Regions from separate parts of the Homo sapiens genome. Here all the other regions are linked to region 3. A link is a loop called in an ENCODE intact Hi-C map of the cell type or tissue named here. Cell type or tissue: dorsolateral prefrontal cortex. All regions are shown on one strand.

The links. Hi-C counts contacts between places; a loop is a spot of excess contacts. Peaks named below come from ENCODE experiments on the same cell type or tissue, not always from the same donor. Only the 100,000 strongest peaks of a DNase experiment are listed, where the experiment ranks them.
Region 1: it touches region 3 in a loop (3-fold over the local background); 75 of 110 quality-filtered maps call a loop at or near these places.
Region 2: a loop joins it to region 3, with 4 times the contacts of the local background. A loop is called at or near these places in 41 of 110 quality-filtered maps.

Annotation. Positions count from the first base shown.
Region 1 is chr7:103,563,528-103,566,027 of GRCh38, forward strand. It overlaps RELN (reelin), which reads right to left. Exons shown (of 65, transcript NM_005045.4): 34 at 1,751-2,024. Among named protein-coding and RNA genes, the nearest start is that of SLC26A5, 120 kb to the left of the region's middle. In dorsolateral prefrontal cortex, no CTCF peak of the experiment used is centred here; no DNase peak of the experiment used is centred here.
Region 2 is chr7:103,523,560-103,526,059 of GRCh38, forward strand. The region is part of intron 46 of RELN (reelin); the gene reads right to left. Among named protein-coding and RNA genes, the nearest start is that of SLC26A5, 79 kb to the left of the region's middle. In dorsolateral prefrontal cortex, CTCF peaks have their summits at 948 (motif pointing right) and 1,147; a DNase peak (open chromatin) is centred at 671; H3K4me3 peaks cover 864 bases; H3K27ac peaks cover 1,933 bases.
Region 3 is chr7:104,159,429-104,161,928 of GRCh38, forward strand. It overlaps ORC5 (origin recognition complex subunit 5), which reads right to left. Exons shown (of 14, transcript NM_002553.4): 12 at 1,644-1,754. Among named protein-coding and RNA genes, the nearest start is that of ORC5, 47 kb to the right of the region's middle. In dorsolateral prefrontal cortex, a CTCF peak has its summit at 1,184 (motif pointing left); no DNase peak of the experiment used is centred here; H3K27ac peaks cover 324 bases.

The sequences.
Region 1 (2,500 bases), 600 kb before region 3:
TTTATATAATGGAAAAGTTATAGTAAGGTAAATTTATTATTGAAGAAAGAAAAATATTCTTTTTTTAAATTTAGTGGAGCCTAAGTGCATAGTGTTTATGAAATCTATAGTAGTGTACAGTAATATTCTAGGCCTTCACATTCACTCACCACTCACTCACCCACTCACCCAGAGCAACTTCCAGTCCTGTAAGCTCTGTTTATCGGAAGTGCCCTATACAAGTGTACCATTTAAAAATCTTTTATACCATATTTTTATTGTACCTTTCCTATGTTTAGATATGTTTAGATATACAAATACTTGGAATTATGTTACAATTGCTTACAGTATTTAGTATAGCAATATGCTGTACAGCTTTGTAGCTGAGGAGCAATAGGCTATATCATACAGCATAGGTGTGTAATAGGCTAAACCATGAAGGTTTATGTAAGTTCACTCTATGATGTTCACACAACAATGGAATTGCCTAACGATGCATTTCTCAGATGTATCACCATCGTTAAGTGATGCATGACTTTAACACATTTGGATCCTGGCATCAGCTTATTCATGTAGTACCAGAGTGCTTAAAACACAGTAGATATTCAATAAGTGTTTGTTGAATTTTTAAAAAATGAATAAATGAGCTACAAACAAGTAAGCACTATTTAAAGCTTTAGCAGTCATAGGAAACTATTTTAGGCTAAATACTAAAATGTTTTGGCTTCCTGAATTTTCCCTTGCCTCTTGGTTGTACATGTCTGGATCAGGTTTGAACCAGGAAAACAGAAACCACTATAAACACTTAACACAGAAAGAAATTAGTGCAAGGAATTGGATGTATAGCAAGTGGCAGAGCAGAGAAGCCAGTAGAAGCAGTGAGGAAACCGGAGTTTAGCAAAGTCAGGAAGCCACTTACTGTGAGTCTGAGACTGTAGGGACACAGGGAGGAAGTGTTGTTGCTGGTGCCCAGGGACCAGGGTCACCTGGAGGGCCACCCAGGGGAGCTAGAGCCACAGAAGTTGGCCAAGATGCACTTGAGGCAGAAAGAGGGGGGAGGAACACCCTGATTTATCCCTTATCTCTCCCCTCCATTCTCCTGCAGTGTCTGACAGATGTAGGAGGCTGGGAAATGCAGCCTGCCATTCAGAACAGAGCACAGGAATGGAGAGGCAAGGATCTCGGGGGAGCAGTCACAGGAGGTACAGCCTCTAACCAGTCACCACAGTACCCGTTAGTTCCCAGAAACATCCTCCAATGATCCAAATGCCTACACCACAAAAGTGGAAGCCTGCTGTAAGTCAGTACAACTCTTGAATGTGATCTGAAATGCTGGGGAGGGGAAGACAGATGCAAAACAATATGAGCATTCCAAAGGAACCAACCTTTTGTTCATACTGTGGTACTGAGATGAAAAAAAACTAAGGATACTCTCCAATATGTGGTAATTTCACATACTGTTTTGTGTGAATAAGTATCAGTCTGGTTTATGGGCAGAGACTTATTTTTACAACAGTTTAAAAATGGAATCTGGTGGGCAGCCTTTATGCTGGCAAAGAACAGAAAAGTTCAGCCTCATAAAACTTTTGGTGCTCTCTAGCCACATTTAAAACTTGCAACCCAAAGCACCTTGCACTTTTTTTTCTTCCTGGCACTTCCATGCATAATTATCATGAAAGAATAATAGAATCCCCAGGCCGAATCACAATTATTTTCAAATTAAGTGACAGGCACCCAAAGTTCTGACATGTAGCCAAATGACAATTCTCACATGGTGGAGAGTGGAAGGTAGACAGTGATCCGCTTCCAATTCTGGAATCTTTCCGAGGTGTAAATTGAACTTTCCGTGTAATGCAGACAGCCAATGGTTGGAGGAACACACTCTTCGGTGACAAGATGCCAGTCCTTGCCATTGTTCAGAGAATACTGGAGCTGTACACTGTGGGAGTTGCTGAAGGGCTTGCTACAGCCCATGCTCATTTCAAACTGCAAAAAGGTAGATGCTGACACATGAAAATCCCAGGTCTCAGCATAACGAGGTTTTCCTGAAAAAAAAAAATGTGTAATGGTAGCATATATGTGTGCCATTTTCTTATTTGGTGTTTATGCTTATAATAAACATCTTCAATAGCAAACAAAAATCATGGCCTATCTTTAGTGCCCCCTATGTGCTTTGACTTTTCTTCTTATATTTTCTGCTTCTATTTGGTTACCATAGATTTAGAAATATAGAAGGCTGCTAATTTGAAAAGCATTACCACCTTGGAAAGGGCTAACATATTATCTTTAAAATATTGATATATTACAGTTATACATATATTGGGTTACATGTGATATTTTGATACATTTATACAATATGTAATGATCAAATCAGGGTAATTGGGATATCCAGCACTTCAAACATCTATCTTTTTTTAAACATAGAGTCTTAAGTCTACAAGTTATGAAACATAGGAATGTCCTCTCATAGATTTTTTTGCTCTTCTAAGAAACCTTACTCATATCATTCATGTTCTGTGAA
Region 2 (2,500 bases), 640 kb before region 3:
GGATGCTGTGGAAAAGAAAATGTGTTCCAGTATGTTTGAACAAGTGCATGGAGAAGTGTAACACAAAAGCATGTACATTCCTACTTCTTTTCTGAAAAGAACATTCATTATTACAATATTCTTCTTTTCTTTTTTTGAGATGGAGTCTTGCTCTGTCACCCGGGCTGGAACGCAGTGGCACCATCTCAGCTCACTGCAGCCTCCACTTCCTGGGTTCAAGCAATTCTGATGTCTCAGCCTCCCGAGTAGCTGGGATTATAGGCATGCACTACAACACCCAGTTAATTTTTGTATTTTAGGGGAGACAGAGTTTCACCATGTTGGCCAGGCTGGTCTTGAACTCCTGACCTAAAGTGATCCTCCCACCTCAGCCTCCCAAAGTGCGGGGATTACAGGCATGAGCCACTGTGCCTGGCTGGCCATTATTACAATATTCTACAGAAAACATTGTTTATAGTCAAACCAAACCAACCAAACTGTGATAGTTTGATCATACAATTTGGCCAAGTGATCTTCCTGAGCCTTGTAAAAAACAGACAGTCAGAAACAAAAACGAATCCTAAAACTGGAAGCCTCAGGGGAGCTGTGAGCCTTGGATTTCGTGTGGGAAGTACCATGGAATGACACCAGAGCTGCTGCTAACTTGTAAGTGCAAAATCAGAAAAGATGACTATCTCCGAGCAGCCGCAAGCCCTCTGCATTTGGCTTGGGAACAGAACATGGGCTGGATTTCAGCTTCCCACTTGCTCCCTAATTGGACAGAGAAAATTGTACAGAGAAAAAAAAGAGAGAGCATAATAAATGAGACCAGACTTATTTTACATTGATATAAAAGCGATATAAGTAAAGCTAAAACAGAGGTTCTCCCATTCCAGAAGCAGAAATATATTTGCTCATTCACGGAGTTCTGGAGAGTGTCTTGCTCAAAAATACAACACACGTGTTTTCAGAGGCACTAGATGGCAGTAAAATCCAAGCAATGCCTGAGGCTCAAGTGCATTGAACATGAAAAGACTTTTAGAGGAAACCATTTGTGTTTATTGATCCATATATGTTCTGTCATTAAGAGACCGTTAATCATTTGACTCAGGAATATCTGTTTAAGGCAGGACAAAAGACCAAACAACAGGAAGGAGTTTGCATTTTCCAAATGAAAATATTTCTATAAAGTTTAGAAAATGGAGAAGAAACAGACTAGAACTAAAATCTTCACCTGAAATGAAGAGGTCAGTCCAATACATGTCTGTTGAGCGTCTATGTACAAACTGGTTTCTCCATAATTTTGCTTGCTCCCCAGCTTTGGCATGTTCCCCCAGCAGAGTGATCTCTGCCTAATAAACTCCTGTCACTTTCTACTGCATTTTACCGAAACCCCTAGTCCCCTCCTTGGCCCACAAGGTCCTGCCTGATATCCGCCTGAACCTGGGCCTCTGCTTCCCTCCCTCATCATGGTCACTCGCCTCTGGAGCACTGTTTCTCCCCTCAGGCGCCAAAGCACACCAAACTCATTCCCACCTTTCTGCCTACATATTCTCTTTCTCTGTCTCTGTCTCTCTCTCTTCCTCTCCCTCCCTTCCTCTCTCTCTTTCTGCCTGGTTAACCTCTGTGTGTCCTTCAGGTCTCAGAGGAAATGTCAGGTCCTCACAGAGAAATTTTCTTCCTGATCCCTTTTAAAATGATGTTTCTTCCATGCTATTCTCTCTCATAGCAAACTATTGTTTTCCTCTTATAGTATTTGTCACAGTTATAGTTATACATTTATTTGCATACATATTTGATACATGTCTGTCTCTTCCTTGAATGGTAAGTTATAAGGAGAGCAGGGTTGATTCCTTTTTGTTCAACATCGTAGACTTCATGGACAGCACCTAGAGCTTAGTGGGTGTTCTAAACGTCCAGGAAGTTCGTATCCAGGGGCTTCCATTCTCACAGTAAGCAATGTGGAAATGCACTCACCCCTGTAAGCTGTGTAACTCAGCGGTTTTGCTGATAAATTATTTTTAATGACTAAATTTATCTAAATTTATTTACAGTTATGTCTGTTTATCTGCAGCAACAACTTATAATTAACATAGCGGAATACCATATTTCCATAGCACATAATTACTCGGAGCCAACATTTATATATTCATTCTGTTTTTTTTTTTTTTAGACTATAAGCTTCTGAAGGGCAGAGAATATCTCTGTATCCCTTAGGGAATATTGGTTTGTATCCTCAGTGCTTATAGATAGTAGGTAAGTAATAAACTTTCTTGGTTCCCCTAATATCTTACACATACTTCACCAAAGCCCTCGTCACCTTGTATTAAAAGTGCCTATTCATATGTAATTTCCTGTTATTTTCCTTATTTATCATTTTATTGTTGCTGGCACCTACAGATGGAGCTTCATAAACATTTGCTGAAACACTATTAAGTTGGTAGCAATAAAGATGCCCAGGAAGATCAAAACACCCTACAAGAGATGTCCTGTAGGGTAGATGGGCAGGGCCTGGTGTCAG
Region 3 (2,500 bases):
TAACTAACCTGCACATTGTGCACATGTACCCTAAAACTTAAAGTATAATAATAATAAAATAAAATAAAATAAATAAACTTGTAGAGAAAGCCAAAAAAAAAAAAAAGTATTTTCATGTATACATTTTAATGCCCTAGAATAAGTTATAAGCTCATTGAAAGAAAAAACATGTACTATCCTTCACTGTGCCCCTCACACAGGTAATTTGTGGGCACCTGAGAAGTACAATCACATGTGATGCAAACATGTTTCTGCTCTGTTCAAAAGCACTGTCTGTCTCACTTCCCTAGGCTTTAAATCTCAAAGGTTTACTCATTGCATCATATTGTAAAAGTTGTTTAATCTCTCTGACTTAATGTAAGGCTCCATTGCTTATAATAAAGACCTGATAATTCAAAATACCTGCTAATCTAGAGTTACCGCAACAGTAAACACAAAACAAAAAATTCCTATGTTGTATGTAGAAAGCTATTAATAAAAGGTAAAGTTTTATTAAAATCCAATTTCAGACAAAGCTTTTTTAGAAAATACATGGGAAAAATCCCTGTAACACAAATTAAAACTGAATTACTTTTTTAAAGTTATCAGCATTAGTGATCTACCTACCTATCTAGGTAGCTATCTACCTATATAGCTAACTATTTATGTAGCCTAGTAACTGAGTGAACTGAGTTTCTTCAAGAACACAATAAATGTAGATACAATTTTCTATACATGCTGACTTTTATAAAAACTATCTAAATTCAATGTTGAGAAAATTGAGATTATATTTGTTACTCAAACTCTTCTCTAAATGAAAAATTAAAAGTTACCAGCACACATTAGATTACAAAGTCTGACAGCTATTCTGGGGCCAGATTTATTCAGTGAATTAATTAAAACGCAGGCATTATTTACATATTTCTCAACCTAAAAATGCATAGAGAAAACAAAATGCTCACTGCAATATCTGACATGACTTTGCTTTTAAATAAATACTAGTTATATCATTTTGCTTTTTCTTCTATCCACTTGTACCATGTGCTAAGCATTGTTTTTCTGGACCATTTAAGAAATCTACTGTGACTATAATTTTAATAATTTGTTTTTTCTTAAAATGTCAACTAAAAAACAAACCTTAACTACTTGTTTTTTTTAAAGTCATATTTTCTATTTTTATGCTTTGCTGCCACCTAGTGAAATTCTGAGAACTTAATTATTCTGGAAAACAGCATTTTTTAATAAAAGCACATCTATCTGCAAAGTACATAGATGAGGAATAAGAACATTGTAGATTACTCTGTTACAAAAAAAAATTTTTCAATTTTGTTTTCATTAAATTACAATTCATCAACTTGGTCATCAAGCCACTTGTTTAATTAGCAAGATAATTATGATTATTTAATTTTAAAAATTCCTTTATTGAAAAAGAGCCAAATTAAATTATTTGCCATGAGGTTATACTTGTAAACATATGTAAATTTAGTGATACCCCCAAAGATTCTATATACGTAATTTTCAATTACTTACCAAAAACATGGTTCATTATATAGTTAAAACAGTAACATATGTTGAACAAAAATCTGAATGCCTGGAATTCTATTGACTCTACTATCTGAAGAATCCCACAAAGATGACAGATAATAATCTATGATTAAGCTTACCTGGGAAAAAATATTTGCTGTTGGAGCAACTCTGCTGTCCACGATACTATATAATATTGCTAATAATCTGTCTAGTGGAAATGGTTTTGGCCCAAGGAGATGATTGCTTGTCTGTAAAAAACAAAACAAAAACATGGATTTTCTTCTTATACCAGAGCACTCACTTTCTGTACTACAAAACTGCCAGTAACAATGTATTTTTGTTATATATAGTTCCCCTAAAAATGCTAACAAATCTAACCTGCAAACTCTAAGTTAAAAGTTTAACTGATATGATCATGATTTATCCTTTTTTTAAGTTTGTTTTGTTTAGAGACAAGGTCCGCTGTCACCCAGGCTGGAATGCAGTGGCAGCGCAATCATGGCTCACTACAGCCTTGAATTCCTGGGCTCAAGCCATCCTCCTATGTCAGATTCTCCTCTTGAGTAGCTAGGACTCTAGGCACACACCGCAATGTTTGGGTATTTTTACAAATTATTTTGTAAAGACAGGGTCTCACTATGTTGCCCAGACTGGTCTTAAACTCCTGGCCTCAAGCAATCCTCCCCACCTTGGCCTCCCAAAGTGTTAGAATTACAGGCATGAGCCACCATACCCAGCCATGAGCCACCATACCCAGCCATGATTTATCTTTTAACATATTCCTCAAGATTTCTGACTTAGTATCAACAAATATTAATTAAAGAACTCACAGTCATCCGGTCTAGTCCTAAATATGCCTCCTATTTTACTGTTATAACCAGGTGTTAAGTAATTTTGCCAAATCCAAGATAATAACCAAACCAGATTCCTAAGTTGTAGACTAGAGCTTACTACTTATTTCTCACAATTCCTCTTTGTACCACTGCCAGGAAAA